3 separate regions of the Mus musculus genome follow, and regions 2 and 3 are each linked to region 1. The links are chromatin loops, found by intact Hi-C in ENCODE. Cell type or tissue: heart. All regions are shown on one strand. Links, peaks and the distances in the headings refer to the core of each region. The heading gives the core; the rest is flanking DNA. Region 1 has its middle 230 kb from the start of Gm40217. Region 2 holds the start of Gm40217 (a long non-coding RNA gene). Region 3 has its middle 190 kb from the start of Gm29922.

Region 1 (11,086 bases), core at 4,732-7,231:
CACCTGAGAGAACAGTAAAGATTTCTGATCTCTCACAGTTCTAAGCGTCACAACTCAGGGAGTCAGTTAGATGCCCTTGTCTCAGATTCTCTGGTGATATTAGACAAAATATCCAAATCTGTAGATTTGAATGCTGTTGGAAGGTCTACATTCAAACTGGCTTGATTATATATGGGTGTGGTCAAGAAGCTATGGCCCTCATTTCACACACGTCCCAGTAAAGCTGTATGGGTTTTCTGTGTAGATGTTGCATTTCCCCAGAATAAGGGATATAAGTAGGAAGAGAAGATCTGAAGCAGCTCTTTGTGGCCTTAGTTCACACACACAGTTATTTCATAATACTCACAGATTACTCAGGCTAGATATGTGGTTGAAAGGGGACTATAAGTTTGGTTTCTGGTACCACAAATATCACAGTACCAAGATAATGCACAGGCTGTCTTGGATCTAAATGGCCATGAAGTTCCTCAAGTGGGGTTTTCAGGAAAGAAACTCTTAACCAGCAATTTTTAAGCTTCATGCAACATTTGGATAGAGAAAGCTCATCTACAAAACACTATCTTACTCATAATGAAATAATAGGGAACATGGGTCACGGATTGGGCAATGCTGAAATTTAAATGATGACTCATCAGAATTCCAACCCTAAGGACAATAAATATTCATTGAGTGCAGGCCAACTCTTCCCTCACATGAGGCCTTGGAGTTCTCTCAGCTCTTTGCTCAACCTTGACTCTAAGCCCCTTGTCCAGCTTTCTAAAAGGCTCTTCGGTTTCCAAAGGAAATGGTTCCTGGAGTGGATGAGAAGATTTCTCCAAAGTCATCACATCCTCAGGAAAGAATGCTGAGAACTAACAAGGGAGACTACGTGAGACTCAAAAGTCCCACTTGTCAGTTCTCAGCAAAGGAAGCAACCAACAACAATCCGACAGAACGGGAAAAAGATCTTGGCCAACTACACATCAGACAGGATTATTAATATCTCGGCTATATAAAGAGCTGCAAAAATTGAACTCCAAAAATCTAAATAATCTTATAACAAATGAACTGAGTAGATAGTTCTCAAAAGAACTATAATAATAAACGAATTCTTTGAAATGTGTTCATCATCCTTGGACACCAAAGCAATGCAATTAAAAGTGTGTTATGCTTCCACTCTTCCCTGTCAAATGGCTATCACAAGGAAAAAAGATAACAAACACTGGTGAGGATGTAGAGAAAGAGGAATGAGCATTTATTGCACTTGGAGATAGACAGCTGTGTGGCCACTGTAGAAATCAGAGGGGCAATTCATCAAAAAACGAAAAGCAGAACTATCATGTGACTCAGCCTTATGACTCTTGGGTATATACTTGAAGGACTCTACAGGTACATACCACAGATGTAATACACATCTTTTCTTGTTGTACTGTTCCCAGAGCCAACTGAAATATCAGTCAACAGAGTAATGTGTAAAGAAAGTGTGATACATATATACGATGGAGTTTTATGCAGCCAAAAAGAAAACAAAAGTCATGACATTTGCAGGAAAATGATTAGAACTAGAAGTCACAGTGTTAAGTGAAATAAACAAGGCTCAGAAAGACAAATGCTTCATCTTTTCTCTGATTAGGTAGAACCTAGACTTAAAGTTGTGTGTGTGTGTGTGTGTGTGTGTGTGTGTGTCTTTACATTTGTATTACTTATAGACATATGTATATATGTATGTATTTATATGTATATATTTATATATATGTATATTTATATATGTGTGTTGTTTTAGGTCATGATTCCAGATAGGGGATAATGAGAGAGAAGGAAGAGATCTTAAGAGAGTCAGGAAGTAGAGTAAAGGCATTGATGTAATAAGAAAGCAGAATGGAGAAATAACTGGAGAAGCAAATGGAAGAAGAAACATGGCCAGGACAGCAGGAAGGGAGAACGAATGTGAACGTGGTATAATAAATGACATCTAAGATTCACAGTTTTATGCAGATGGTTCTTTTGGTGTTTTGGTGTTTTTTTTCTGTTTTGTTTTTTGGTTTTTTGTTTTGTTTTGTTTTGTTTTGGCAGGCTCATTCATATGTGTGCATTCTGCCAGGAAACTGACTGACTGCAGGTCTCAGATGGCCTCACTTGCATATCCAGCATTTGGCACCAGCTGTCAGCTAAAAACAAGTTAATTTCTCTCAATGAGAGGGAAATTGTGTCTCCAACAGATATTTGGCAAGTGTGTAGATAATTTCTATTGTCACCGCTATGTGGAAGAGGACAGAGCATACCATAATACACAAATCAGCCTCCCACAAGAGTAAGATACCTAACCTAAAATGTCAATAGTGCTGAGAAGCCCAGAGACAAGTACATTTACATAAAATGTCTTCTTTAGTGTTTACAATAACCATAACAGAAGAGTGACACCCCCATTATCTACAAATAAGAGAGTACCGCTGTGAGGAGGTAAGTCGTCAACAAGAGCTCACAGTAGCAAAAAGGGAAGCTGGGCCTAAATGTGCACATATGTGGGTTCTTAACGAACACAACAGAGCTATACATCCCCCTTGGAATGTTGACCTGCATAGAAGATCCAGTTTTCTAAATAGTAAGATACAGCCAGGCAACAGTCCAAGCTTCCCATCTAAGTTAAGGTATGGTGGCACACACCTAATATTCCAACACTGGGAGACTAGAGAATTTCAGTGGGTATCAGGCTATACAATGAGCTCAAGGCAAGCCTGAGGAGATGTGGGAAGGCATGATGCTTACCTGTTCTCCCTCAAGACAGTGCTGCCAGTATCTGGGGGGAGCCCCTCCTTACCTCCCAAGTCATCTGTTCTCCAGAATCAACGGCTCCAGATTTGGAATCTCACTCACGGGAAGCTATTCCAAGTCATCTCATGAATCTATTGTCCAAATCCTCGTTAAAGCAGCACATGAAATGTTGTTCCAGGAAACAAGTGTGATGATTCAGACGTACATGTACATCAGTGAGAATGGGACTGGCCAGTGCCCCATCAGCTCACTGCACTCCCAATAAGCTAGCTCGGGACCACAATTCGCTAGTTGGCAGACACAGAACACCATTGCCTCACACTGTCATTAAATCTCAGCACTTTGTTTCACACAGGCATCGAAAAGCCTTCTCTCTCTACTCTGACCTCCCCTTGGCTGCTTGGACTCAACTCACACACTTAACGTCATTTATTTTATTTTGAGATTACACAATTCTAAGTGCTTAGGGAGTGCGTTTCTGGGTATTCCACATGCTCACTGTTGATTGTAGAATACAAATAGTAAATCTCTTGGTAGAGGGGTCACTCAGGTAGGTGATAGAAACAAATGAAAAGTAATCAGGTGGGATCCAAACCTGTGAGGCAAGATCTCTGGTGATCTGGGAATTTAGAAGACAGCTTTTCTTAGTTTGACCTAACCACTGTCATGCAAAAATGAAGGCCAGAGTTTATAGGTCTTCCGGCAAAAGAAAGAAAGAAAGAAAGAAAGAAAGAAAGAAAGAAAGAAAGGAAGGAAGGAAGGAAGGAAGGAAGGAAGGAAGGAAGGAAGGAAGGAAGGAAGGTTGAAAGTCTGTATTTTTACTGGATATACTCCATCTTTCATTGTTGGCCCCTAATTCACAAAATTTTAACATACACTATTGGCCATAAAAATAATAACAATAAATAAAAGAATCTGTAGACTGGGTTCAGTTCACGACAGGCTTCAAGTTTGCAAACTTCTCCTGTGGGGATTAAGGACTTGCTCAGCACTGGTTTTAATCAGACAAAAATGTAAAATGACTTGCATTATCTTAGATTTAAAACCATAGCATTTATTTTCACTACTCCCCTGTTAATCACAGGCTTGATACTTTTAAAGCCAAAAGAATCTTCAGGGTTACGCTGTTTAGTTTTTTTTTTTGTTTGTTTGTTTTGTTTTGTTTCACAAAGGAGGAACGTGTGATTCAGAAACAAGAAGTCATTTGAATTTTAGATAAATTTCTGGAAAAACAATTCTAAAGACTCAGATTTCTGGAAGTGGAAGGACCAAGTCTTGGTTTCACAACATGAACACTAGTGTTGTTTTACAACAGTTCTTGGTTAGGGGGTGAGCTTTTGTTAGGTGACCAAACACTTAACAAGAAACCACTTAGAGAGGAAAGATTTATTTGGGCTTACAGTTTGAAGAATTCTGATCCATCAAGGCAGGGAAGGTATGGAGGTGATCCTATCTGATCCTTGGTGGCAGCAGCAGGAGACAGCTGGGTTTCTTACATTCCAGTGGGAAAGGATGAAGGGAGGCAGTGCTGGCATTCAGCAGGCTTTCTTGTTCTCCCTTTGTGTACAGCCTAAGATGCTAGCATCAGCTTGTGGGGTGCTGCTGCCCACATGAAGAGGGGCCTGGGAGCAGTGTTTGACTGCTTAGCTAATCCTCTCTGGAAAGGTTCTGGCAGACATATCTAAAGGTAGATCTCACTAGTGAGCTGTCAAGTTGACAGAATTATCCACCACGTGTGGCTGTTGGACACACTGTGGGATGATCAGCCACATCTCTGGTTTCTGCCCACTGGATGCCTGTACTCAGTCCTGCAGGCATGAGTGATCCTAAAGAAGAAAATCACCACTGCCCAAGGAAACTAGTGGTGACCACTGGTTTCATACAGTCCCTGCATGTGATAGATAGGGAAACTAGACTCAGAAAATTAAAGAACACCCCCCACACACACAAGATCATTGAAGAACAGAGTTATTGGCATGTGTAAGGCCAAGACTCAAGTCTCTTAATTCTTAGCAGTGTTCTCTTTACCAAGCCTGGAAGTCTTTCTTATTTTTATTAACTTAATTTATATTAATTATTACTATGTGGATATATGGTGCATGTGTGTGTTTGCACATGTGTGCATGTGCGTGTGTGTATGCGTGTGTATGTGTGTGTGTGAGAGAGAGAGAGAGAGAGAGAGAGAGAGAGAGAGAGAGAGAGAGAGAGAGAACAGGTATGAACTTGCCATGGTGAGCACATAGAACAAATTGTAGGAGTCACTTCTCAACTTTTCCCATGTGAATTCTAGGAATCAAACCCAGACATCAGACTTGTATAGCAAATACTTTTACCCATTGAGACATATGCCCGGTCCTCAAGCTTGCAGATCTTAACCATGAGTCATTCAATAACAGATTAGTATGAAACTGCATGCTTTTGATGAGAGACTAGGCCATTGACAAGGGAGCCAGAGCTTGAGATCAGCAGATTAGGTAATCAAATTTCAGCTCATCTATTTACTAACTTTGTACCACTCCCCAAATGAACATTCTAAGTCTTCGTTTATCACTTGAAAAATAGATTATAAAAAGTATATAGTACTTACCACATAGTAGTAAATTGCTATTGTTACTATTATTCTTATTATAATTAACTGGTCCTGGGATCAGTAAACTATATTTCACATATCCCCCTGTCCTGCTTACTTTTTAAAACCTGTGAACAGAAAATGTTTTTTAAATTTTTAAATGTTAAAAGTAACACTACTGTTTGTGACACCTGTGTACAATTCATAGTCCAGTGTCTATAAATAAAGTTTTATTAAAACACAGTCATGTCAGCATATAGAATCTACAGCTGTTTCCTACTATAACAGAATTGAATGCTTTGCAACAGATGTTAGATGGTGTGTAGAGGTTGATACACTATCAGATCCTTGTGGGGGAAGACTGCCAATCCCATTGTTCAACCTTTAGTCTCTATGAAGAAAAAATAATTACAATCTGCACAGTGCCCTCTGGTGTGCGGGAGGTACTATAGCAAGTGAACTCTTCACATTTCTGATGCCACTTGAAGTACCTGTAACCATTGTATTTAAGATATTTCCCAGGGTCTGTGTTCACCAAGGCTTTTCAAAAAAAAACATAGGCTCCTAAGTCATCCAAGGGACATTAAAAACATTTACTTTTTATAGACATCCTTTCTTAAATCTCATTGTAAAATCGGTTCTTAGAGGTGTTCTTTCAAAATCTGGAATATTTATCAAAAAGAAAGGAAACGGCTTGCTCAGTGTTAAGCCAACTGCATATTTTAAGAGTTCCATGATTTGGACAGTACAATAAAGAGGGATATCCTGGAAAGGGGAAGACAGATGCGAACTAGCTGCCAAGATTAAAATTTAAGGGATGTTGTCTGGCATTCTTTTTAATACCTTGGGCATCTTGGCTATGGTTTAATCTTACTGTAGACAGAAAGTTTAGTTGTCCTCATACCTGTTTTAGAACCTTAACTCTTACAATAGCTAAATAAAATTGATTTTCAAATCAGTGAAATCTATATACTGATTGTCTAATACATGCCAGGTACCGTTCTGGGCATCAAGAAAGACAAGGAGAAACGTTAGTTCTGCTATCAAATATTTCTTGGCATCTCTAGTTCATCAGTGAAGCTGTTGAGTAAACTTCTTTCAGTACAGAAGTCAGGCATTAGATTAAACATTCTATCCAATTGAAGAAAGTTTTACTGAGGACCTTTGTCCAGCGATCTCTTCTCATGGAATCCATGTTACCCATATACACTAGTAGATAACTCAGAACTGAGTAGGGCTCTGCTATTATGATCATTTCGTTCTACATACATCTACTCGATCATTTCATTCCTAAGTTCACCTACTTTCTGCCCTTTGAAGTAGCTCATCAGTAATTACAAAGAGATAAATACTATGCAGATGTTTTGAGGAAAACCCATCAAGTCTTTCTGAATGAGAAAGAACAGACTGTACAAAGAAGCAACAATAGGGCACGTCAAAACTGATGAACTCATTGGTGATGAGATAGTCTGCGGATGTGTTCAGCCACATCTCTGGTTCCTGCCCACTGGATGCCTGTATTCAGTCTTGCAAGCATGAGTGATCCTAAAGAACAAAATCACCACTGCCCGTGGAAACTAGTAGTAGCCACTGGTTTCATACAGTCCCTGCATGTGATAGATGAAGAAAACTAGGCTCAAAAACTTGAGCATAAAGCCAGAATAAAACAGAATAGTAGCTACAAAGGAAGGCTGAGCCCAGTAGAACCATTTCTTCCCCCATGGAGCACCAATCCAAAACCCAGTCCAGAAGAGATGGAAAATTGTCAATAAAATATCAAGCCAGGTCGGTAATCTGGGGGCCAAGAATGAGGTGGGAACTTCCCTTACTGTTGCTAGTGGCAAACATAGACTGAAGAGATTCATTTAGAAGAAGGTTGCGGGAAGGGGGCTCATGGCTCCCCAGGGGGAATGGATGGTGAGTACTCAGAATGAACCATACCAACAGTCAGGAATTTACTCTCAATTTGTAGGACTTACTATATTCAGGTCCTTCTCAATTATCATGCATTTATGACAGAGGAACTTTGTGTGGCTTGTCAGTCCTAAGAGATTGTGAGCTTGTAAGCTTAGGTCTCATGTAGCTGGGAGCCCAGGCAGCAAAGAGACAGCAGAGTCAGTCATGTGAGAGAAAACATAGCCCACATGACAGCAGAGGCACAATCCCACCCTCCCCTTCCTTGTCCCCTAGGTTGCCATCTGCACATATGGCATCGAGAGTCCCATTACCTCTCCTGAGTAATTTGGAACAGAAGTAGGACTCACTCACATTGTTTAATTCTGTTTTGATTAAACCTACTTGAGTCCCAAACTGTCAGTCCCACTGCAGGAGGTACAGGACAGAGTTAGACCCAACTTCCTCAGGAAGGATCCCTTGACATTCAGACCCTTGAGGATGCAAAATCGTGCACTCCTCTGCATAATGCAATAACTGTCTCTTCTTCACATCCTATCATACATATCTTAGATGCCACAGACCTTCTGTAAAGGCCTGCTCCAGTGTGGCTAGTGTAAAGTACACCTGGCCATTGCTAATGGACCCTCCTGCCCGCTTCGCTTGATACTCTGGTTTCACTAGATTTCCTGGCCTGCTGTGCCAAAGCTTACACACACACACACACACACACACACACACACACACACACACGCCACTCCCTCTCCTGACAGCCTCCAACCCTCTCTTAGCTGCAGTGTGCTTAGGGGAAATTCAATCCATATGTTTCCTCTTGTTTCCTCAGAATGCATCCAGCCATTGTTTAAAGAAGGAGACAACAGCCAAGAAGAGCCATGCGAGGCCTCCCTTGGCCTTCCAGTCCTTCATTAGAGAACAGGGAAAAGAGGACTCTGCCAAGAGCAAACCTGAAACATTCTTTTGAATTCAGTTCAATGCCTGCACATCACGTTCACACACAAACATGTCCCCAGGACTGTGCATGGAAGGTGTTCACTGTTCAAGGACTCTCGTGGAAGAGGAGGTGATAAGAGCTCCCAGCACCACAGCCTAGCTTAGCGATATTCACAGGGAAGCAGTTCATATCCAGGCTGTTCTCCTCTGTTACCTATGTTTCATGTAGCTACCTATGACCACTCTGACAGAAGAAATGCTCCCAAATACCAACATACCCTAATGGAGAATGAATGATTTCATCTCTGTCTCCATCATAGGAGAAATATCTTAAGCTCAGAGAGTACAAGGGACCAGCCCAAAGTCAAAGGGATAACCAGAATTTCATTTGGAAACCAGGACTTCTGATGTCACATCCACAGTGTTGACCTATGTGCCTTGCATCCAGACCTTACAGAGGTGCTAAGCACCTATTGTAGACTTTCTGGCTTGTTTTAAGCCCATCCTTTGAAGAGTCTTCTTTATCTACTCTCCTAGAAACATCTTGGTAGTTGAAGACCGGAGATCCCATGTTTAACTTCATGATTGGCCCTAATCTACAAATCCATCTATAAACTGAGGATACACACATTCACATATATGGATAACCCGAGATTGCAACAGACTTGAAGGATCTCACACACACGGGCCAACTTTCGGAAAGTTCCATTTCCTACCTATGAGATGAAACCTACAAAGGCAGTGTGTGGAAACCAAAAAGACAAAAGCGTTAACTCCACAGGCTCAGCATCATTGAATAATTCAAAGGAAAAACATCCTCTTGTCTCAGCCAAGGAACCTAGTTCCCTTCGGCTTCCATATACTTTGCCTTGGGTACAAGCAAAGCTAGCACAGGTATCCAGGCCTTGTGGAGACAGTAGACATTGGTCTCTTATCGTGCTAGTGTGTGTGTACAGTTGCTGTCAATTATGCAAACCCAGAACTGTTTTGTTCTCTTGTTCCCGGAGAAAGAAGAATGGGTGGTGGGTTTTCCTCTTTCATCTGTCCATATTTTTGTTTTATTTTTTACTTCTCGTCATAATATTTAGATAGTATTTGGAGACGGGAAGGCAATCATAATAAAGTGGTAATCAAACAAAGAGTTCTAAGGCACGGTCACCAAAACCTCCACCTCAGAAGTGCTTCACGCAGGCAGTAGGCAGCAGAGAGCATGGGAATGTGTGCTTATACAAAGAGGGGAGTGAGCTGTGCCAGTCGGCACCTTTTCCAAAGCTCTCCATATGTAAAGTATGGTAAAATAAAGCATCCCAAGAAACAATCAGATATCCTGGTGGCTTCCCAGGGCTGGACCATGCTAAGAACACAAGTCGAATGAAAGCAAGAACACACCCCTCACAGTCAAGATCAAAAATTAAGGGGCCACTAAAAACTCAGATCCCTGCTGAATAGTGTGGCATAAGCCTCTAATTCCAGTATCCAAGAGGCTGAGCCAGGAGGATCACAGCTTCAGGTACCTGGTGATACAATTTCTTCAATAATTATAAAGAAAAATCTCACTTAAGGAAGATAAGTATAATGACCATGTAATATTTTAAAATGAAAAATTAATTTTAAAGATCCCACAGGACACAAGATGTTGACAATAACAAGCATACTGCTGTGATTTCGTATATGTAACTGGACTTCTGGGACCAGAAAAGGCACTTTCTTGTAGTTCACCATCAAACTATCTCTTCTATCCTCTCCACCCATTCTTAGGCAGTGATCCCTGAGACTTGTGAGGAAATCAGCTTGATTTGTTCATATTGTATACCTAAAGTATACAGTGTTGTCTTAGCGTTTCATTGTTGTGAAGACACACCATGACCAAGGGAACTTATTTTTTATTTTACTTATTCACTTTACATTCTACTCATTGGCCCCCTTCTGGCTACCCTCTCCCAAAACCCTTCCCCCAGTTCCCCTTCCCCTCTTCTCTGAGCAGGTAGGAGCCCCTCAGGGTATTGCCTCTCCCTGGCACATCAAGTCTCTTCCAGGCTAGATGCAGCCTCCTCTCCCTCTGAGGCCAGACAAGGTGTCCCAGCTAGAAGAATATATCCTAATGATTTGACCACACTCCAGTGGAAAGCCACAAACTGAAGAATATTTGGGCATCTCAAATTGGCCTTGATCTTTATAGATCTTGGGGAGGGAGTGTGGAGATGATAAAAGCATGCTGCATGAAATTCTCAATGAACTAATAGAAAATAGCAAGACTGACATATTAATTGTCAGTTAAATATGCACTAATGTTGCCTAACACTTTAGAATAGCCAATATTCTGTGAAAGTTAATGTAATAATGATGTCTTAGCTATAAAAGCAAGGTCAGCACTGAATCCAAAAAAAGTTGATGGAATGGATAGGAAAGTAAATAGGAAGTAAAAACTATATGGAACAAGAATGGGAAAATAACTGTACATATTTAAAATATGTTCTTTAAAGAATACGACTGTTTTAGTTAGGGTTTCTATTCCTGCACAAACATCATGACCAAGAAGCAAGTTGGGGAGGAAAGGGTTTATTCGGCTTACACTTCCATACTGCTGTTCATCACCAAGGAAGTCAGGACTTGAACTTAAGCAGGTCAGGAAGCAGGAGCTGATGCAGAGGCCATGGAGGGATGTTCTTTACTGGCTTGCTCCTGGCTTGCTCAGCCTGCTCTCTTATAGAACCAAGACTACCAGCCCAGAGATGGTCCCACCCACAAGGGGCCTTTCCCCCTTGATCTCTAATTGAGAAAATGCCTTACAGTTGGATCTCATGGAGGCATTTCCTCAACTGAAGCTCCTTTCTCTGTGATAACTCCAGCTGTGTCAAGTTGACACAAAACAAGCCAGTACAACAACTGATTATCTTTTGAAATAAAATTCCTGATTTTGAA
Region 2 (11,086 bases), core at 5,510-8,009, 240 kb after region 1:
GAGGAGACACAGTAAACAGTCAGTCCATCTGGTTTGCAAATTCTCCCCTAAAGAAGCCTACACAGAAGATTCCTGGGGCTAAATAGAGCCAGTTCTGTTTTCTTAGAAGGAGAACAACGGAATGTGGAATGTCAGCCCAATGCAGCTGGCCAGGCTGGGTCAGAGAAAAGGCACAGATTACATTCATTAATGCGTTTGCAAACCCACCCCATCCACCCACCTCCTCGCCCATCTTCACTCCACGGTGCAAGAAGAAAAGCCAGAAGTTGCTGTAATGCGATTCAGATTGAAATTGATACTGACCTGGTTGGGTACTCAGTGAGGCTTCCCAGTCGGCACTACTGATGCTCTGTGCTGCCATTTCTGAGAAGGAAGTGTTTCCAGTAGATGCTGCTCCAATCATTGATGAATTGATGTTTCCTTTCTTTGAGCTATCCTGAATAAAAGCTGGACCATTGCTCTGAGCTATGGGTTGTTTACAGAAATTCTTATAAATGGAGTCAGGAGAGAAAAAAGTACTGTCAGGTATGGTTAGAGGAGCACTGGTCTATAACAAGGAGAGTTGGAGGATGATTAAGCCTTGAGGGGGACTGGGCTGGACCTAGTAAACTGAGAGACCACTTCACTGAATTGCCTAAGCACCTTGGTTTTCCATCTCCTCCACTAAACTGAAGGCAGAGTTTGCATTGTAAATTAGCGAGGTCTCTCTGATTCATTCAGCTGCTTTCAGTAGCTAATGTCATCAGCTGGGGATATTATTCATGAGATTAGCTCCATAGGGACAAGTCTACCACTGGTATATGTTGTGTTTACTGTGACTCAGTAAGAGATGGTCCTTTTTGCTGTCAGGATTCTTGGCTCAGCGGGCTTCCCCTTCCCATAGTGTGTTGGATCTGTGTGTATACTGTCTTCCCAGTGCTGAGATGACAAGTATGCGCTACACCTGACTTTTCATGAAGATCCAAGCTCCAGTCCTCAAAATGGCAAGCCCTTCACCAACTGAGCCATCTCTTCCTCCTCCCTGCACAGAGGGACATGAGGGACTTGAGGAGGCAGCAGTTCACGAAGCAGAAAGCCCCAGGTTCCCAGCTCTAGGGGTTCCGTTAGCGAGAGGAGAGAGAGAGATTAAGAGAGTAAATAAAAAGGCAGAATGAAGAACAATTTTATTAAATTTCAAATAATCACTTTATTTGAGTCTCACAGAAGGAAAATCAAGACAGTGTAGCAGAAGCCCAGCCAGCCATTAGAGACTGAGTTAGGTTTCAGTTTGCTTCCATAGAACCCAGAGCACACCAGCCACCTAAGTCTAAAGAACTCTCATGTAAATATCTGAACCACAGGGAACATTAATCTTTGTGGTAACCCCTAAGTAATGATGCCCCCTTTTTAGAATAAGATGAAGAGCTAGTGCGTAGCCCAGCGGTAACATGGTTGCCTGGCATACACAAAGGCCTGAGTTTGCCCCTCATCACTACAAGGAGAAATTGTGTAAAGATCAGTCTGTCACAGAGACTTGGGGATATTCAGGGGCCTTGATAGCAAGAGGCAAAGAGAGTCATCAAAGCTGAAAAGCCTGGTTGTCTCAAAGAAGATACAAACTGTGGGTCAAAGTGAGCTCCACCCATCCTCACTTCAGATAAAATGAAGATTCACAAATGGCCTTTACTAAGGTGCATAGCTGGAAACCTCTGCACCATGAAGACAAAAAAAAAAAAAAAAAAAAAAAAAAAAAAAGCTTTTAGAAGTTTCAAGGTAGCTGGTTTAAATGTATGCCACTTCACAAAACCTGTTCCATCAGCTCCTTCCTAGGTCTTCCTATATTCAAATCAGGCTTTCAGTACCCCTGGCACCGTGTGCCAGGACACAGTACCAGACAGCATTCCTGAAAATCCAGCCTGTATTCCATGCAAGTGGAAAATAGCTAGCAGCTATTGAGAACCCAAAGCCTTAATACCTCCCTAATTTGAACCCACACACTCACCAGCCCCGAGAGATCCTGAGCTCGAATGTGTATCTATTTCCGAAGGAACTTCACTTGCCCTAGAGGCCACCCTAGCACCAAACCTACCCATATCACACAGGGTTTCTCACACTGTTGCACACACACACACACACACACACACACACACACACACACACACACACATACACACAGGTCTTCCCCCTGTTCCACAATACACTCTCCTGCAGTCTGGCTTCCCTTCCACTTCCCTCCCTTCCAGAAGGTTCCATAGAAAGGGTTCCAGGATTTCTTCCAAGAATGAGGGACCCTCTGCTGCTCAGCAATGCTGGGTCCTCAGCTGCATCCCCTTAGACTTTGGCTGCAAATTCATCTCAAGGTTCACTGCAGTAAGGCATCTGGGCTCAACACCACCCAGAGAGGACCCAGGAAGCAAAGGTCAGATCTAGCCTGTGGACATACAGGTAATTGCTTGCCTTCGTCACCAGATGACATCTCCTTTTACTTGACTCCTTATGAAAGCAAACATCTCCAGCAACAAGTTGAATGGTGTGTGGAGTCAAAGAATCAAGTCAGCAAGAGAAAAAGTTATCAGGCATTTGCAAGACTATGGGTATTTGGCAAGTCATTATTTCTTCTAAGCCTTCTTTGCCACGAGTCTATATACTTGAGCAGATAATAGATCTGTCAGATGTTTAACAAGTAAAAGACCAGATAGATTACACCTTTCCTGGCCCCCAGGTTCCTCTCCCATAAAAGCCACAATTCTCCCTTGAATCTTCTCAACAACTTACTGAGGTCTTGAAGCTTCACAACTTTCCAAGATCTTACAGCTTCCATATAGATCATGGGTGGAACCCAGCTATCTCTGATTCCCAAGCAACCCTGGAAGTCTCAAGCTTCCAACATAAAACAATCATATACTCCAGTCTCTACCTCTAGTAACCTCAAGTTTTGGAGGATGGAGTTTTATGACTTCAATAATGAAGAGAGTCAGCTTAGGGAAGAATAGTTACGTGGAGTGGGTTTGGAAGAGGAGTTTTCACACAACACATCTGGTTTTGGTTTTGGTTGTTGTTGTTGTTGTTGTTTTTAATATGAGTATACTGTAGCTGTCTTTAGACACACCAGAAGAGGACATCAGATCCCATGACAGACATTTGTGAGCTACCATGTTGTTGCTGGGAATTGAACTCAGGACCTCTGGAAGAGCAGTCAGTGCTTGCTCTTAACAGCTGAACCATCTCTCCAGCCCAACACATCTGTTCTTGATGGCTAGAAAAACTTGTGCTAGTGTGAAGACTGATAGCATGTTTGAAATGCTTTCCTGGCATGCCCATGGCTATTTTCCTTCTTTCCTAGTTTCTCTTTACCACATGGCTTGCTGGAAATGTATGTCATCTTATTGTTTTGAAAGTTAGCTGCCTGCAGGTATTTCATAAACCAGGTAGATGATGCATAAGAAATTCACAGACGAGAGACCATCCAGCAGACAGGAAATCGTGGACAGGGCTCAGCTTCACTCCTTGTCAGTCTACTACCACAAAAGCCTTCTAGTTCTGGAAATGTGACCTTCTCACACTTTATTTATATTTGGATATAGGATATGGAGAAGCCCTGATAATAAGCAGCTAGAATTTGGAGAAAGAGTCAGTTGAGATTCTGGGCCACCCAGTGGTGCTCCCAGCTTCAACACAGGGTACATGGTGCTCTATCAGAAGTACTTCAGCATCCTGCCCTGTCTCCAGCTCTTCTTGAATTAGGCTTTCAATCTTGTTAAGCCTAGACTCTCAGCTCCACCCCAAAAGCTCTCAGCTGGCTGAGTGGGAATGCTAAGAGACAAAAAGAAGACATCAGAAATAACTCCAAAGTGCCACGGCTGCATTCCACCTGCCCTTTCAGATCAGTGGATTAGAGCAGAGGCAAATCTTGGGGGAACAGAGAGGGACTCCCAGGCAGAGAAACCTGTATTTTTTCAATTGGCTGTTGGTATTTCTAGAGAGAGATGATTCTTCCTACCCATGAGTTGGCTAATCATGGTCTTTTGAAGAACAGGTCACAAGTCCCAACCCGGATGCACTAGGCATATAGAAGATATCACTTAATACCTAGTAGTATATCCAGCCAACTTATAGAACTGTCCCTAACATATGGTGGTTGAGATGTCTAATGCCAGTGTCATTAAATGTTCTTTCTATCCTTCTTTCTTCATTTGCATTATTCCACGCTTACCATATAGTCTACCTCTTGGTTTCAGTAGGTCCATCTACTTTCAGGGAAAGATCAAGTGTGTGCTTGTGAAAGAGTCCCTGCAACCTTGGTTCACACGCTAGTGAGTTAGCTTCTGAGAGCCCTTCAATCTTATGTGCATAGTCTACCCCTGAGTCCCTCTGCTAAGTACGCCTACTCACAAAGCTGTTTTAAGTCTAAAGTCCATTATGAAGAGTTCAGCAGGGGAGATGCATCAAACCAGGAGACTCTGGCAGCTGAACTGCTTCAGATCTTTGAATCAAACATGACTCACTACAAGTGCTTTTTTTTTTTGACATTTCAACTCTGTTTCTCTCACAATTCTTCCTGGAGCTACTACCACAGAAGACAGGACAACTGCTGGTGGGCTTGCTGGCACCAGCTTTCTGACTAACCTTCTCAGCCCAGTCCCTGGAAGACACTTCGTCAGGTATAGCCTAAGAAATGGCCCTCTGTTGGGCCATTCTAACCAAAACCTGTGGATAAGTACCCACTGCCTAGTCAAACGCAGACCTACAAGGCCCACTGGCCAGGTTTCCAGCCCATCTCAGACCAGAAATGCAGATGGTCACCTTGGAGAACTAACAGGTCATGAGTTTCCATATGTCAGCACAGTCCATTACATGAACTGGATCCAAGAAATAAGAAGGTAAAATATAAAGTGCATGGATTTAATAACAATAAACAGGTTGGCAGGGATACAAAATCAGGATTATTTGCACTGCTGGTAAGAATTTAAAATGTTATAACTTGGCTTGGGGATGTTGCTCAGTGGTAGAGCATTTGCCTGCTGTGTGCTTGGGTTCAACTCTGGCATTTAAAAAGTAATTTGCAGCATCCCTGGCGGGGGGTGACGGTTTGACAATACATTAATCTGAAATGTCTTTAGAGTTAAACTGCATTTTATCATCAATCCAATTTTTGCAGGATTTTCTCCTAAGGAAATAAGCCATACTCAAAGATCAAACCTCAAAAATGTTTATTGTAATTTTTTTATATTAGTGAAAAGCTACATGTAAACTAAATATTTAAAAGATAAGATTGGTAAATAAACAGTATGGTTCATATAACAAAAAACGATTCCTGATACATTGTTGGACAAGAATGTTGGCTGCAAAACTATGCCTAGAAAATTCTGAAGGAGATGCTGCAAAAGGCCAGACATTGTTAGCATGGTCTTGTGTCTGAGTGGGTGAATGTATGGGTACCTTTCCCTTTTCACCTGCTCCTCAGTTTTTTTTTGGGGGGGGGGTGTTTTTGTCTTTTTTTAAAAAAGTTTCTCCTGGCAAATACAGAAGTGGATGCTCACAGCCATCCATTGGACAGAGCACAGGGTCCCCAACGAAAGAGCTAGAGAAAGTACCCAAAGAGCTAAAGGGGTTTGCAGCCCCATAGGAGGAACAACAATATGAACTAACCAGTACCTCCAGAGCTTCTTGGAACTAAACCACCAATCAAAGAAAACACATGGTGGGTCTCATGGCTCTAGCTGCATATGTAGCAGAGGATGGCCTAGTCAGCCATCAATGGGAGGAGAGGCCCTTGGTCCTGTGAAGGCTCTATGCCCCAGTATAGGGGAATGCTAGGGCCAAGAAGCAGGAGTGGGTAGGTTGGGGAGCAGGCGGAGGGGGAGGAGATAGAGAATTTTCTGAGGGGAACTAGGGAAGGGGATAACATTTGAAATGTAAATAAAGAAAATATCTAATAAAAAATGCTTCTCATTTGTGCACACTAAGTGTACATTATGTAAATAATAACAAATAGAATAGTTTGTTTTTCCAAGGGTAGCCTGTGTGATATTTGCCCAGATGTGAATTCAAATCCCAGTTAGGCCACCGATCCTTTAGACACTACATATGCCCAAGCCTGGATTGAGAAATTCCTTTTCTTACAAGGTGGTTGGGGCACTTACAGGGTGAAGCATAACCGCAGCGTGGCCCAGAGCACACCCTGAATAATGCTTTCTCTTTCCTTCCTACATGTTCAAAATCACTTCGGCGTGAGAGTCTACACGTGTGACGGCTGAATGCGACCCTATTCGTGTAGAATGTAGATCTGAAAAATCTGTAGAGGAGCTGGGGGTGTGGCTCAGTGGTAGAGCACTTCCAAGCATACACAGTGCCCCTAGTTTCAATATCCAACAGTGAAAACAACTATCAGAGACTTGTGTTAAACACCCCTATCTTAGTAACTTTAGATCAGATCTAAAGAGACAGACAGACATCCCCCACTACAAGTCAAGGTAAAAAAGGCCAGTTGTGTTACCCAACCCCACCGGTAGGTGGAGCCGGTCTCTACCCTTGTGCCCACGCAGCCTGTCGCACCACCCCATTAGATAATGGGTATCACAGGGTTGATGGAACACACCCCCCATTAAAACTTACCGCAACCACCCAGGGCTCTCCTCTCTCTCCCCACATACCTCAAACCACTTCCTGCCCGCAGCTTCCACACCTCTGTCACACTCCGCCCCACCTTACAGACTCAGTCTTTGGAATTAGACCTCCTCATCCATAAATCTGATTCTCTATCAGAAACCCAGCTAGAAGTTGCTGTGCCTTTTCCCAGCTTCTAACTCATTTACCAAATTTTCTGACTGCCTAGTAAATATTTCGTGAAGTGTTAGAAACCAGAGAGGAAACACACGGAGGCCCGGCTTTGGCAGCCTCTCAGCCTGGAGGAAGCAGGTCATCACGTGATTCTGCTGTATTATTATAACCAATGCACTGTACGACCAATACAGGCTTGCAAGAGGCCAGCAGCTGTTCTCAACACTTCATAGACATGAATCTCCATTTGGTCTTCATAACCTGTCTCAAGAGCTTGAGTAAAATAATCTCTGTTTAACAAGTGAAGGAAGTGGAGCACAGAAAAGGTAATTTGTCTAAGCACAAGCTGTAAATAACCAAAACTATATTTGGAATGAAATTTTGTGCTCTTCAAAATAACCTAAAAGCCCAATGTGGTGGTGCACACCCGCAATTCCAGCACTTGGAGGTAAGGCTGGAAGCCTAAGGCTAGCCTTAGGCATATGGTGAATTCAAAGCCAGCCTAGGCTACATGCGACTGGGACACAAAAAGCATGGAAAAAGCATGGAGCTGGAGAGGCAGGTGGCTCCGTGGTTGAGGGCCTGTGCTGCTCTTGCAGAGGAGTAGAGTTCAGTTCCCAGAATCTTTATGTCTTCACACCATCCCTAACTCCAGGTCCAGGGCATCTGGTGGCAACTTGAGACCTCCACGAGTGTCAGGCACACACAAAGTGCACTTACATATATGCAGGAAAAGTGTCATACGCATAAAATAAAAACGAACCTTTTTTAAAAGTGAGATTTCAAGACGGTCGGGGAGTAAAGGTGCTTGTCACCCAGCCGCATGACCTGAGTTTGTCCCCAGGACCCACAAGTAGAAGGAGAAAACCAAGACCTGTAATTTGTCTTCTGGCCTCCACACATGCTTTGAGGAACGTACATACATGCATACAAACATACATACGTACATGCATGTAATAAATTTAAAACATAATGAAACAAAGCCTGATTATTCCAAAGAATGTGTCGTATCTAGTAATGCTTACTATATTATAAATTATAATTTAGAAAGATTATATATTAATTAAATTATACATGACTAATCTATTACATGTCAATCTAAATGATAGTTATACATTTAAAAACTACATAAAAATTCTTAAGAAAGATTGCATCGTCTCACGTGTTTACAGATATCTTCAACATCTGACTATTTTTTCTTTTTCTTTCTTATAGTAATACAGATTGAACTCAGAGCCTTGCACATTTTGAGCAAGTGCTCTACCACTGAAGTCTATATATCCCCTGCCCAGGATCCGACTAACCAGCAAGCAAAACAGATTCTGGTATCTCATGTTAATTCTGTCCATAGGGATTTGTTATTTGGTTGAACTGTGTGAAAAAGTTTGGCCTCACACAGAACCGGAATAGGAAAGGGAGGGGTGTGAGTGGACTACTCCTACGTGCAAATATTCCCCTTGGATAGTCCACCAAAATGTGACAAGTGCTGGTTTCTTAAAAGCTTGCTGCAGAGTGGAATCTGAAACTGATAGCTGTGGTTTGCATGTTTGTGTCCCTTCCAAAGTTCGTGTTGAAACTTAGCCTCCGGATGCTTCAGCATTAAGCAGCTAAGCCTTTAGAGGGCATTGGCAATCTTATAAAAAAGCTGGAGAAAAGCATCCAACCCCGTTTTGGTCTTTTATGGTAATTTTCCATCACTATAGTGAAAATTTGCTATAAATCATTAGGCAGTAACAAAATGATTATTTGGACACAAAATCTTGCAAGTTTTAGTTTACGATCTAAGAGTTCCATTATCTTTAGGTCTGTGGAGAGGCCACATTATCATGGTGGGACGAGACATGTACCCCAGCTGAGAAAAGAGGGGGAGAAGAGGGCTTGTGATCTTATATCCTTGTCAAGTGTGTCCAGTGACGGTAAGACCCCTGCTAAGTCCCACCTCTTGAGGGTACCATTGCCTTCCAATAGTGCATAGGCTGGGGACCAAACCTTTCACATAGGAGCCTTCAGAAGACTCTCCTCTCCCTCCCTCCCTCCCTCCCTTCCTCCCTCCCTCCCTCCCTCCTTCTCTCCCGCCTCCCTCCCCCGCTGCCCCCCCCCCCGCCAACTACCCAAGGATCAATAAGCACAGTGTTGTAGCTAGCTCCAAGCCACTCCAAGCCATTTCCAAGCCAAGGGAAAATGGCACTCAGATAAAGTCATGTAGTTCAGCTCCCACCTCAAACACTCTGCTCAGCTTTTGTCATCAGACTGCCACTGTCCTTCAAAGGACACTTTCCAGGTCATAGCTATTTTGTCACAGAGATTGTTGCACAGTTCAGGAGTTGAAAGGCAGTGATAGCATATGAAGTGTTCCGTCTAGAGACATTTTTCTACCAGTACATTTTTTTAAGGATTTTTTTAAAATAATACATAAAATTTCTGTGTGCATGTGGGTTTGTGCTCACGTGACTACAGGTGCCCACAGAGTCCAGTAGAGGGTACCAGATCACCTTGAATTGTAGTTACAGATGGTTGGGATGGCCCTACATGGGTGCTGGGAGCCAAGCTGGGGCTCTCGGTAGAGCAGAACACACCCTTAAACTATCTCTCCAGGACAGGATCACAACTTTGATTCAAAATAAAACAGTGGTTTTATCTTTGATTGCTTTTGACTGCCCCTTCTTCTCCCCCATTCTACCCCTTTCTCCCCATCCCCTGCTTCCCTACCCACTGCCAAAAAGAAAAAGTGCAAATAGCACCTTAGGAGTTGTAAACTTGCTAGTTCAGTAATGGACTCACGGGTATACCCTGGGTTCTTCTGGAGACCCCCAGCACTTCATTACACTACATTACACTATGACCCAGTGTGAATCCAGAATGCTTGAATGAGCTGCTAACTCTGAGTGGTCCTTTTCCAATATCCTTAGAGTCCTTGAACTCCAAGTCCCAGCTTTGATGGTTCACTAACATCCTCAGATCCACAAAGTAGACCCAGCACAGACTGGGTAAGCCTCAGTTCACCTCCCCTAGACACGGGTTGGGAAGGGCATGAGACTTGGCACCCAGAGCCCATGCTGTGTGCCCTGCTCTCATCACCTCTGTTTGCCAGTTAGGAAACTGAGGCTATGAGGAGGAGGGACTCCACATAGAGCTGTCCAGCACGAAAGCATGCCGCATGTCATCTTCCTGTCTGTTCCCACACTCCCTTCCTGCCTGGCTGACTTTCTTCCCCGCAGTGCTCCAGTTGCTAAGCGTCTAGCATGCCTCACCACCAAAATTTCCTGACATGAGAAAATTCCCAGCACTGGCTGGCCACTTGAGTCTTTCAGTGTCTGAGTTACTTATAGTCACAGATCACTAAGACACTGGAAACTGTGCCACGTCAGAGTCCCTGGCACACAGAACTGATAAAGTTGACAAGGTTTGTGTCTGCTATTGTGCATAGTTTTGGTGACTAGGACACAAAGGCTTTCCTCTGGGACACATTTCCAGCTGAGCTGTTGAGTTGGTCATCTCTGTCTCGGCTGCACAGAGAGGAGGTTGACATCCTCTGGGCCCCGGGTCCTCCCTGGATGAGCTGAAGTCACATGGCAATGCAGCAGGATACGAAGCACATCCTAAGACGCAGCTCCAGGAAAGTTCAGCCCAAAATAAACCTGAAGTCTAAGTAAATAAAGCATTGGGAATATTTTGGGAGAGCAATTCCACAAAGCACAAAAAAAAAAAAAAAAAAAAAAAAGGCAGGGAAATGGGAACACAATTGTCCACAGCCTTTGTTGTACAGTTCTGTCTTCTGATACAGCTTGCTAAGATCCTGTTGAGTATCTCACATTTGTAAAGGCAGGAGTGAGCCAGGGTCAGAAAAATTACATTGTTTCTTCTGAGAGACTGGTGTCATTTAAGCACTGGTTTGAGACAGGGCGGGGAGCTTGATGAGGACTGGGGGCTCTGGTGATTAAAGCAGGATGGAAGGAGAATATAATCTGTGCCAAGGGACCTGGAGGGATCGGCTAAGGAGCACTCTGTTGAGTCACACAGGCTCTTGTCTCCCGGGGGGCGAGAGGGGAGGCACTCGGAGTCTTCATGATCTCACAGGATGAAAGGAGAAAGAACGCTGTTACAGAAAGGGGCAATGTGCATGGCTGTGCATGTGGCTGAAGGGCAGGGCGTGTGCTTACCATGTGCAGGGCATGTGCTTAGCATGTGCAGGGCATGTGCTTAGCGTGTGTAGGACTCTGGGTTCAATTGTCAAAATAAACAAAACAAAGTTGGAGTGAGATAACACTCATATATTAAGCGCCATCTCAATAAGCACTTAATAGCAAATCAAACAGAGCCATCATTG
Region 3 (11,086 bases), core at 5,435-7,934, 110 kb before region 1:
TTTTCCTCCAGAGCATGAGCTCAGTGACATGGCAGTATCGGTCTACCTACTTTAGTATTCTGAGATCAGTGCTTATAATAGTAGAGGGTGCCAAGCAGACACTCAACAAAAGCCGAGTGAATGGATGAAAGAGGGAGGGAGTATAGGTGAGAAGACATCTGGGAGGTAAAACAGTGCTCCTCTGGTGTTATCTGAACCTTAGTGATTATGTTACTTTGGCCAAAATACATATTTTCCTTGAACATGGTTGTAAAATAGAAGAGTCAGTTAATAGCATTTTGTAAGACGATGTTCCACTTTGAAAAAAATGAGAAAAACTCTACTTAGAAATACGATGACTCAGAGATGTGACTGCAGGATGACAACCCCATCCCTCACTTGATGTCCTGTCTTCCTGCTGGAGGTGGCCTCTATAAGTTCCCTCTCTCTACTGTCAGGGGTTTCATCTAAGGCCTCTCCCTTTGAGTCCTGGGAGTCTCTCATCTCCCAGGTCTCTGGTACATTCTGGAGGGGGTCCCCCCAACCTCCTGAGGTTGCCTGTTTATATTTTTTCTGTTGGCCCTCAGGACTTCAGTTCTTTACCCTCACCCAATGCCAGATCAGGTTTCCCTCTCCCCTCCTCTGCTCTTCTCCCCACCTTATCCACTTTCCCTCCCGGGTCCTTCCCTCCCTCCCCCCTTGTGATTGCTTTCTTCTCTCTTCTAAGTGGAACTGAGGCATCCTCACTTGGGCGTTTCAGCTTGATGACTTTTGTGAGTTCTGTGGACTGTATCATGGGTATTCTGTTTTTTTTTTTTTTTTTTTTTTTGGCTAATATCCACTTATTAGTGAATACATACCATGCATGTCCTTTTGAGTCTGAGTTATCTCATTCAGGATGATATTTTCTAGTTCCATCTATTTGCCTGCAAAACTCAGGATGTCCTCATTCTTAATAGCTGAGTAGTATTCCATTGTGTAAATGAACCACATTTTCTGTATCCATTCTTCTGTTGTGGCACATGTAGGTTGTTTCCAGCTTCTGGCTATCACAAATAAGGCTGCTATGAACACAGTGGAATACATGCCCCTGTGGCATGGTGGGGCATCTTTTGGGTATATCCCAACAGTGGTATAGCTGGGTCTTCAGGCAGATCTATTTCCAATTTTCTGAGGAACCTCCCATAATTGTTCCTGTCTGAAAGAATTACAGGGATGGAAATGGAGAGAAGTCTGAGGAAAAGAAGGTCCAGGGACAGACCCAAAGTGGGATCCGGCTCAAGGGAGGTCCCAAGGCCTAACACTATTACTGAGGCTATGGAGTGCTCACAAAAAGGGATCTATCATGACTGCCCTCCGAAGGATCCAACAAGCAGCTGAAAGAGTCAGATGCAGATATTTGCACCCAACCAATGGATAGAAGCAACTGGCCCCTGTTGTTGAATTAGGGAAGGCTGAAAGAAGCTGAGGAGAAGGGTGATTCTGTAACAGGACCAACAGTCTTAATTAATCTGGACCCCTGAGATCTTTCAAACACTGGACCATCAAATAGACAGCATACACCAGCTGATATGAGGCCCCAACACACATACAGTAGAGGACTTCCAGGTCTGTGTTCATTCAGAGATGATACACCTAACCCTCAAGAAACTGGAGGCCCCAGGGAGTTCAGAGGTCAGGTGGGGTGGGGGTTGGGGGCATCCACGTAGAGACAGGAAGGGTGGGGAGGAGGGGTGGAATGTGAAGCATATGGAGGGTAGATGGGGAGCAAAGAATGGAATATGGAGTGTAAAAAAATGAAAAATAAAATAAATTTAGAAAAAAAGAAATATGACTCAAATTTTATGCACCATAACTTATCTATCCTTTCCAAATGGCTCACAGAGCTCTTGTACAGTTTGTCCATCTGTTTCTGAAATGGTAACCCTGGATTAGAATGATGCCCTCCCGTGTGTGTGTGTGTGTGTGTGTGTGTGTATGTGTGTGTGTGTGTTTTTTCAAACTCTAAGCAGTTTCTTTATCTACTCTCTAAGTGGGTTAAGCCCCTTGGGAGAGCATACTAATGCACAGCACTAAGGCGGGTGATATGGGAGAATACAGGAACTGACACTGTCAAAGTAAGGCTTGCCTTTCAGCCCAGCGGTATAGTAAAGGAACAAAGGCAGATGCAGAAGAGCAGTGTTTCCTGTAGTGAAGATGCAGATATGGCAGACATGGGAAGTGGGAGATGTGGTGGCAAACAAAGCAAGAGTTCTTCTTTGCATCAAGGAGCCCCTGGCTGGCTCATGCCATTTTATTAACAAGATTACAAACCAATGCTCAAGCTTTACCTGCTAAAGCCGCAGAGAGCCCATCCTTGTAGTACCCATTGCTTTCGTCATCCCATAGCAGCCAAGAATTGGGTGGCTTTCTCCTTTTCTTTCCCATCATTCAAGATGTACGTACCATATGCCAAGACGACAGTACCATCTCATCTCATTCTTTCTCTCTTTTGTTTCCACACGGTGATGTTGAGACTCAAATAGGTGAAGTGATGTGCCCGAGGCCACTCATTCCACGATTGGTAATTACAACTGACATTGAGGATTGATTCCCCACTCAAACCCATTGTCCTTCTCACCCAGTCCATGCTGCCTGTTTGCACGTCTAACCTTACTGTATTTGGGTGGACTTTCACAGGACGTATTGGAAGGAAGAAGAGATTAGGATGTGGCTTAAAGGAGAATGGACCGAGGCGATGGTCAGATCCCAGAAAAACTAAATAAAGCAACAAGCCACAGTGAAATTATACTCCAGAGAGAATGGATGAGGGGTTTACACTTCTAAGGCTACTCACATTTCTATATCTACATCTTACGAAATTATACATCAACTATAATATAATTGAAATAACAAGTAATATCTATTGTATGGGTATGGAGACGAAAGTGGGAAAGCAAATTGTTTAGTGAGTATGATGAGTGGTCTGCAGAAGGAACAATGAGGAAAGCCCTTTTCTTATTAGAGAATGCTGCCTTTGTGCTTTGGATGTAGTAGTAAGGGTTTTTGTTTGTTTGTTTGTTTGGTTGGTTGGTTGGTTGGTTGTTGATTTGTTGGTTGGTTTTGTTTTGTTTTATTTTGTTTTTGTTGTTGTTGTTTGTTTTGGGGGGTAAGAACCCTTCAGAAGAGCTGGGAGAGATGTGCAGGGTTCCTTCGGGCCAATTGATTTCAAATGCTCCTTTTGATTCTATACCTCCAGAGCTTCCAATTTTCAACTTGTTTTATAGGCACCGTATGATTACATACATCTCCTCAACCCCTGCTTTTATATGAGAACATCTGGAATTTCCAACTGGAATTCCTTCTCTGCAAGTCAGTGAATGTTGATAGGACAGGAAATTAAGCTCCTTCCCTCTCGCCTGTGTGCTTGCCAGCTGTCCCCTGTATTTTTCTTTACAGCGCAGAGAGAATGCAAACACAGGCTTTTTCTGGCCTCATCAGAGATAAACCACACTACTACCTGTTGGTTGTGTCTGGATTGTGGTCTAAAGAATTTTCTATACTTCCACCTTCCACACATATTACGCCTTGGCTCCAGAAAAGTGAGCTATATTTCTATTCTGGGGCACTGTTAGATTTCATCTCAGTTCATTACCACCCGTGCTCCCCTCCCCCCACTTTATCTGTGACCCTCTAATTTCAAATCCTTTTGTCTAAGGCTTTCTTATTTTTCCAAAACCCAGATCAAAGGTCACTTCCTCAAAATCATTTTTACTGATCTCTGCCCCTCTAGCTCACTCTCCTTTATGACCTTCAATGGTCCCTGACTTACAGTTCAAAGCAATAGATTTTAGTTTTACAATGGTGTGAGAATGATGTATTTAGTATAATCTGCACTTTGACATTTGAATATTTATCTTCTCCTTAGCTAGATATATGTGGTATGAGATGTTTTTGTGATGCTGGGCAGCTGCAATGAACCTTGGCTTCAGTAGGTCACACCATCATTAAGATGAGCTACCAGCACTTTCTATTATATAATACAGCTAATCTTTGGTGTTCAGTAACTTGCATACAGTCTTATTTATATTATCTACTTGTGTGGGTTTATTGAGATGTAATCCATTTTAAGCAGAAGAGCATCTATAGGAAAACAAATATTTGTACATTTGTTGAGCCACACTGGCTCTGTCACTTGGCTACTTAGGAAAAATTCCTTATTGTCTCTGTATCTCATTGTCATTTGTGAAACCAGCGCCATTGTCATCTTGGCTTCCAAAGATTTCTTGCAGGGATTAAATGAGCTCTATGCATGACTTTCTTGGGAATGGGCTCAGCAACTTTAATTTAGTTAGTGCTATGAAGACCACAATTATAAACTTTTGGCTTGTAGAAGATCCAATCTGAAGATGGTGATTGCTTCATATAGTGTACGTTGAAAACTACTTATTGTGAACACACACACACACACACACACACACACACATGATCTCCAGCTTCTCATGTTCTCATGGATAATCAAATCATCTAGTGCCAAATGCTACCTAGCCAAGATTGATGGATGCTAACTAAAAGGTTGTTCCATATAAAGGGGGTAATGCTGCATCATCAGTACTTGGGTTCTCAGTGGCTTTATATGCATCCAAATATTTCATCATTGTTCCATACTTTGGAATTAATAATTGTTGTGTTCCACCCTTGATAAGACTGCTTTAAACAGGTATCTAATCTGACATATGCATCGAAGTATTATCAAGTTTTCCCTTTCAGATATAATATTAAGTATCAAACTAAGAGGTCATTCATATTAAATGATTGATGGATATAATGTTGGATCTAACAGAGCTCATTAAAGGAGGAAAGAAAACTTACAGCAGGGATAGTGTGCCCTTCTAATGAAGCATTGCAGTCAAAACAGAATTCACAATGGAGCTGTAGGATGTGATGCTGTGTTACCTGAAGTTTGTTGCTAAGGATGGCCCTGCCCTTGCCTCATGAAGTAAGATACTATTCAAATATGTATACTTTGTAGGGCTAGTACAATAACCTCATTATACTTAAATACTATATTAAATCTGAAGAAGTGTCTTATTTTTATCTTGGAGAACACAATTTGAGAATTTCTGCTTTGCATATGGTCTTAAATCTCTTCACCAGACTGTGAGTCCTTGAAGCTTGCAGATTAAGTATGTGTCCTATGGTGGTTTGCATGATACATAATTAAATATCATAGACTCTGGCATTTGAATACTTGGTCTTTGATTGATGGCATTGTTTTGGAAGACTTAGGGGGTGTGGCCTTGGTGGAGGAAGTATGTTACCAGAAGTGGGTTTTGAGATTTCAAAACTTTAAACTGTTCTCGGTTTATTCTCTGCTTCCTGATCACAGTTCAAGATGTTGGCCCCAGTATCCTGCTCCAGCCTGCTCCTTGGTGCTGTGATAAGAACTCTTATTCCCCAAGAATCATAAGTTCAGACAAACCCTTCTTTCTATGAGTTTCCTTGGTCATAGTGCTTTCTCACAACAATAGAAAAAGTCACTCTATAGCTTAGTAAATGTCCCTGAAGTTGTCTGATTGTGTATAGTTGGTTGAACTTTATTGAGAGAATTAAAAATCATCTATTTCCGGGGCATTTAAATAAAAGATTAAAAAATAAGGTTCCTTTCCATAAACATTGAAACAAAAAGTTTAAGAAAAGCATTTAAGTGGGCTGTTCCTTGTTCTTACTAAAAGAAAATTCCATTGTGTTATTTTCTCCTAAGAGCTAGAATTGATGTCTTCTTTATTCCTTGGTGATATGTCTAGGTGCTTCGATTCTAAATGAGTTCTCTCATCTTTTGAATGGGCATTTTCACTTATCTATCCTGTCTTATCTTAGACTTCACTTCCAATTCTATCACACCCAAGACTGGGTTTTGGTAGCTTTCCATGGGTCCCATAGGCTCCATTCACTGCCTCATAACTTTAAAACTGGCTAAATTGACTTCCATGAGAAAACAACTACACACCCATTTAACATTAGATTCCTTGAACCAACTATGTGCTCAGAAAATATTTCTTGCTGAGGAATTGGGGGAATCAAAGGGGCTCAGAGGATGAAGTACTTGTTGTACACTTCTGATGACCTGAGTTTGATTCCTGGAACCTACATAAAAGTGGAAAGAGAAAACCAAACTATCTATGTAAAATTGTCTTCTAACCTCCACATATAAATTGTGGCATGAACACACACACTCACACACACACATCATATAACATACAATAATAATGATGATAATAACAAATAAAAATTAAAATAATTATATAAAGATGAATGGGTGTTTTCCCAAGACAGCTAAAAGCATACATAGAGGGCCACAAAAAACCAAACTCGTCCTTATTATTGTCAGTGATGTGGGATATGAAATAACTTGCAGAGAAATCTGCTTTGGCCATCACTGTTGCCTGTTGATCCCATCTGCCTACTCAGCCCCGCCCCTTCTCCCATTACACTCCCATGGAACCTTCCTGAATCTGACCTCATGCAGGCAGGGCTGGGGGGTGGGTGCCTTTTAGCCTCACTAACCTAATTGTTCCTCATTTCCTGCCTATAAATGGTGCAAGGTGTGGAGCTGCACCTCCCAGTGTCCCAATCTCAATCATTTGTCTGCATTAATCGACACTAATGGCTTTTACAAATGTAAGTCTTTAAGCTTTAGTAAGTTACATGTGTTTGAGGAAACCATTGAAAGGAGGCAAACTCACTGATCCTGGAACTTCCAAGGAAACGTTCTCAGACGTCTTGAAGGCAGGGGCAGGGCCCAGCATTCCAAAGCCGGGTGCCTTTGCTCCCAGATCTCCTGAGAGAGTAAGTTGTTATTATTAATAAAGTGTGACTTTTCCCAAATGAAAGAACAAAGCCCTGTATGTTCCCAACTGGGTAGAAAAGACAAGCACAATGAAATTTCAATTACATCAGGTTTTCAATACCAGAAACTGTACATTTAACTTACTTGTGTTTTTATATTCTTTTTATATCTGTTTTTACATTATTTTAAGTATTAGATAAAAGCGTAAATATATTTCTGCCCTCTAGCTCCCAGCTATAATACTAGCAGCATCTCCCATCTTGTCAGTAATTTTTATAATTGTAGTCATTCTTATATACCATATGTTCTGTTTTTCATGTTGTAGTATCAATACATTTTTACTCAATATTCTACTTTAGATAACTTTCAACATGATTAAAATTCTGGTGAACTAGTGTCTCTTATTTTAGTACATTTAGTTTTATATTCTTAACTGTTCCTGTACTAAAATGTTTAAATACAAGATATATAACATATGTTATTAAAGTACATAAATATATTTATAAAATATGCATGTAATATATCGTAAGTTTATATATTTATGTACATATTATATACATATAAATATATAAAATAAATTTATATATTATATACAAATTATATTTCTACATATATTAAGATGTATAAAGTCTATTTTAAATATAAGATATAATTAAAAAATAATTTAAAAGTAACAAAAGGACAAAAATATTCACAACTCATATGGAAGACTGGGAATTGATCACTCACCTTGGCATATAGTAGTGGGAAAATTTCAAGGGTCCTCACTAAAAGGTTGTGTCAGAATAGAAATCTAACAACATATTACTACTTTGAAGTGTCATTGCAAAAATGATTACTCAGCGCAACTGAGAGCATACCCAGCTGTACTTTCCTCTACATAGATTCCCCACATGTGCAGAAGCAGAAGCTCATGTGTAGGTACTTCACTTCCAAGTGACTTCTAGAAGAAAGAGTGGCATACAGCCAAGGAAGTGCACAGAGGAACTCAACAAAAGGAGCTCATCCCATTGAAGAAAAGCAACCCTTCATCTTACCAGAACTCCCACGGCCAAAATCCACACTTCCATCTCCAACATCTCTAACGATTTCCTCATACCTAGCCAATACATGGGTGCATTCTTGGTGGACCTCATCCTAGAGGGATAGGAGAGCTTGTTGCCTTTAATGCATAAACCTTGGTGACTCTTGCCTTGTGACTATTGTGACCATGCATGGAAGTATCAAGGATCACTTTGGTGAATCCCCTAGGTTTCTGGTATATTGTGCCTTGTTTCCACTCTATAGCAACAAGCCTGGTGCCTCTACATATCCAGAGTCCGTTATCCTCATCAGGATAAACTGAGGTCTTTGTCTGTTGGTGAATGATAAAGGGTGCTTGTGACAAAATGGAAACACAGTTTGAAGCTTAGTGGAAATCTTCCAGTGTCTCTTGATAGAAGTATGCTCCAAATTGGAAGTTAGGATGTTGACGATAAGAGTCCAGAACATGGTTTTCTCAACCTGGGGACCGTGACCTTTTTAGCAACCCTCTATCTCCAAAAATACTATGTAACAATCATAACAGTAGCAAAATTACAGTTATGAAGTAGCAACGAAAATAATTCTATGGTGTGTGGGGGGAATCACCACAGCGTGAGGAACTGTATTAAAGGGTCGCAGCAGTAGGAAGGTTGAGGACCACTGGTCTAGAAATGAACACTCAGAAACACCATCCAACCAACACGACCTGGGACCACTTTGTAGGCAGCTACCTTAATCAGAGATCCCCAGAATGGGACCAGAGACAAAATTAATTTAGGAAGTGACTCTAGGGAGGAAGGACAAGTGACAGGAGGAAATGTCTACATGAGGACACTTGGTGAAACTGGCCACTGCCTCAATGAACGGGTATTTAATAAAGGCATTTTGAAACTGTCACCCTAGACTCAGAGCTTACAGTATTTGCACCAGAATGTAGTTAAGTTTTTCCATTACATAAAGCTAAGTCACTTAGCGTTGCCAAAACTCTCTTTCTTTAAAGGCCCCCATCCTCTACATACACTGCAGGCTAATTTCATTTTATTGTCCAGGTCAAAGACATTTCCCTGTATCAGATGTCATTTTTTATTTTTCTTGCCCTGAACTTCTAAGTTGCTCTGCCTTGAAGCTCCAGTATTAGATTTCTTGTCAGTGCCAGGACTTTGACAGTCCTCTCTGTTTAGTGTTAACTTCCAATGGCTCACGTGGCGTCCCAGTTTCCAAAGACCTTTGCTCACTCCTCCTCTCATTCCTCCCTCCCACCCCATGCTCTGTGGATGGGTGTTGTGTTCCACTGGCCCCTTGGCCCATTAGTAGACAGAACACACTGTGATGATAAAAATCTTTGCCAAAAATTCCTGGCTATGATCACACGGAGCACTGAAGAAAAAAAAAAGCATTGTTTTTGGTTTTTTCAAATAAATTCTGACAAGCAGTAACCCTGAATATGAACTTCTTCTGAGAGCAGCTTTGTTGGTTGAAGACAGCACAGGATCAAGTCAGAAGATACAGGTTCAACGTGTGCCATTTCTCTCTGTAAAAACTTCAGTGAAGATGGGAGTCACAGGGCACAGGTGAAAGGGAGAAGGAGAAGGAGAGGGAGAGGGAGAGAAATGAGGAGGAGGGGGAGGCTGTCTCTTTAAGGCCAGTGGCCCTATCTGATTAGGTGTCAAGTCCAATGACCCATTTTGACTTAATTGTTTTCTGAAGACTCTGTCTCTACTACAGTCACATCCAAGCTTAAGTCTTCACCCTACATGTTTCAGAGGATAAAATTCATTCTGCAATGACTTCTGAGCTTCTTCAGGCTCAACCATTTCCAAGATGCTCTCTGAGCTACCCTTTAAAACAGTGGGTCTCAACCTTCCTAATTTTGCAACCCTTTAATGCAGTTCCTCATGTTGTGACCCCCAACCATAACATTTTTCATTGCTACTTCATAACTATAATTTTGCTACTGTTATGAATTGTAATGCAAATATTTTTGTTTTCCAATGGTCTAAGGTGAGCTCTGTGAAAGGGTTGTTCAACCCCAAGAAGGTCATGACCCACAGGTTGAGAACCACTGCTTTATTATTCAATATTTTCTTTATTTACATTTCCAATGCTATCCCAAAAGTTCCCTATACCGCCCGCCCCCTGCCCTGCTCCCCTACCCATCCACTCCCACTTCTTGGTCCTGGTATTCCCCTGTACTGGGGCATATAAAGTTTGCAAGACCAAGGGGCCTCTCTTCCCAGGCCAACTAGGGAATCCTCTGCTACATATGCAGAGAACCACTGCTTTAAAGGAGACCCACCTTCCCACACTAACACCACCTCCACTCACAAAGCCTTGCCCAGGGAAGGCTTGCAACCTTTGCTTTCCTCAGATTTCCCTGCCCTTCTCACTGCCAGGACAGTGTAAAACTCCATCTCCATTATGTCCCCTCAGTCCGAGCATACAGAATCTGCTTCTGGTCCTGTCATGGTCCAACCTCCTGTTCTGCCTATCTGCTTCCTGTTTCTAGTTCTAAACTTTCCTCTGACCCTACCCTCTTCCATAAACATCTACGATGAACATTCTAGTAATGTAACTCATATACTATCTTAAAATGAACTTATTTTAAATTAGTTAAGTATTTTTATTAATTATTTTATGAATTAATTTTAAATGAACTTTTTCTTAGCTTATTTCCTCACTTCCTTTAGAACTCTCTATCTTCACCTTCCCCTCTCATTCTTTCTCTCTTCCCTCTCCTCTTCCTCTTTCCCTCCTTCCCTATCCCTCATCTCTCATTTCCTCTCCTCTCAGCACAGACACTCTGTATTAGCAGCTATCTGGCTTTATAATTTGAGCACAGCAATCTTGGCATGAGCCTTTCCAATTTCCTGTTGTACTAACAATGAGGCTCAGAGGGGACCATGGGGAAAAGTCTCCTGAGTGCATGAGGTGTGAAAAGAACCCTCTTACTGATGGGATGCAAGAAACAGAGTCTCTCCACGTCTTTTAAGAGTGTCCAGGTTGGACATGTAGACCCAGTTCCCAGCCAGACAGATGACACACTTACAGAAGACAGCCCAGGTCCTATGAAGACCTTTTAACTCAAAGTCAAGGACTTTCATGAGAATTGAAGTCTGGGCACTAAGAGGCTGTCTCCTATCCAAAAAGTCTCTCTTGACTTTAGCACCCTCAAATCTAAAACAGAATAGGTGGACTTTACATCTTTAGGAACTTTAGGCCATTGACTTCATGACCACAACTTTTCCTGTAGAACAT

What was found. Hi-C counts contacts between places; a loop is a spot of excess contacts. Peaks named below come from ENCODE experiments on the same cell type or tissue, not always from the same donor. Only the 100,000 strongest peaks of a DNase experiment are listed, where the experiment ranks them.
Region 2: a loop joins it to region 1, with 2.8 times the contacts of the local background. A loop is called at or near these places in 4 of 42 quality-filtered maps.
Region 3: it touches region 1 in a loop (2.4-fold over the local background); 4 of 42 quality-filtered maps call a loop at or near these places.

The regions. Positions count from the first base shown.
Region 1 is chr4:105,547,154-105,558,239 of GRCm38, reverse strand. No RefSeq gene overlaps it. Among named protein-coding and RNA genes, the nearest start is that of Gm40217, 230 kb to the right of the region's middle. In heart, for the core only: a CTCF peak has its summit at 5,763 (motif pointing left); no DNase peak of the experiment used is centred there.
Region 2 is chr4:105,312,474-105,323,559 of GRCm38, reverse strand. Gm40217 (a long non-coding RNA gene) reads left to right here and starts at 4,413. Exons shown (of 4, transcript XR_867967.1): 1 at 4,413-4,859; 2 at 7,975-8,084; 3 at 8,563-8,675. In heart, for the core only: a CTCF peak has its summit at 6,481 (motif pointing right); DNase peaks (open chromatin) are centred at 6,529 and 6,849.
Region 3 is chr4:105,654,232-105,665,317 of GRCm38, reverse strand. No RefSeq gene overlaps it. Among named protein-coding and RNA genes, the nearest start is that of Gm29922, 190 kb to the left of the region's middle. In heart, for the core only: no CTCF peak of the experiment used is centred there; a DNase peak (open chromatin) is centred at 6,457.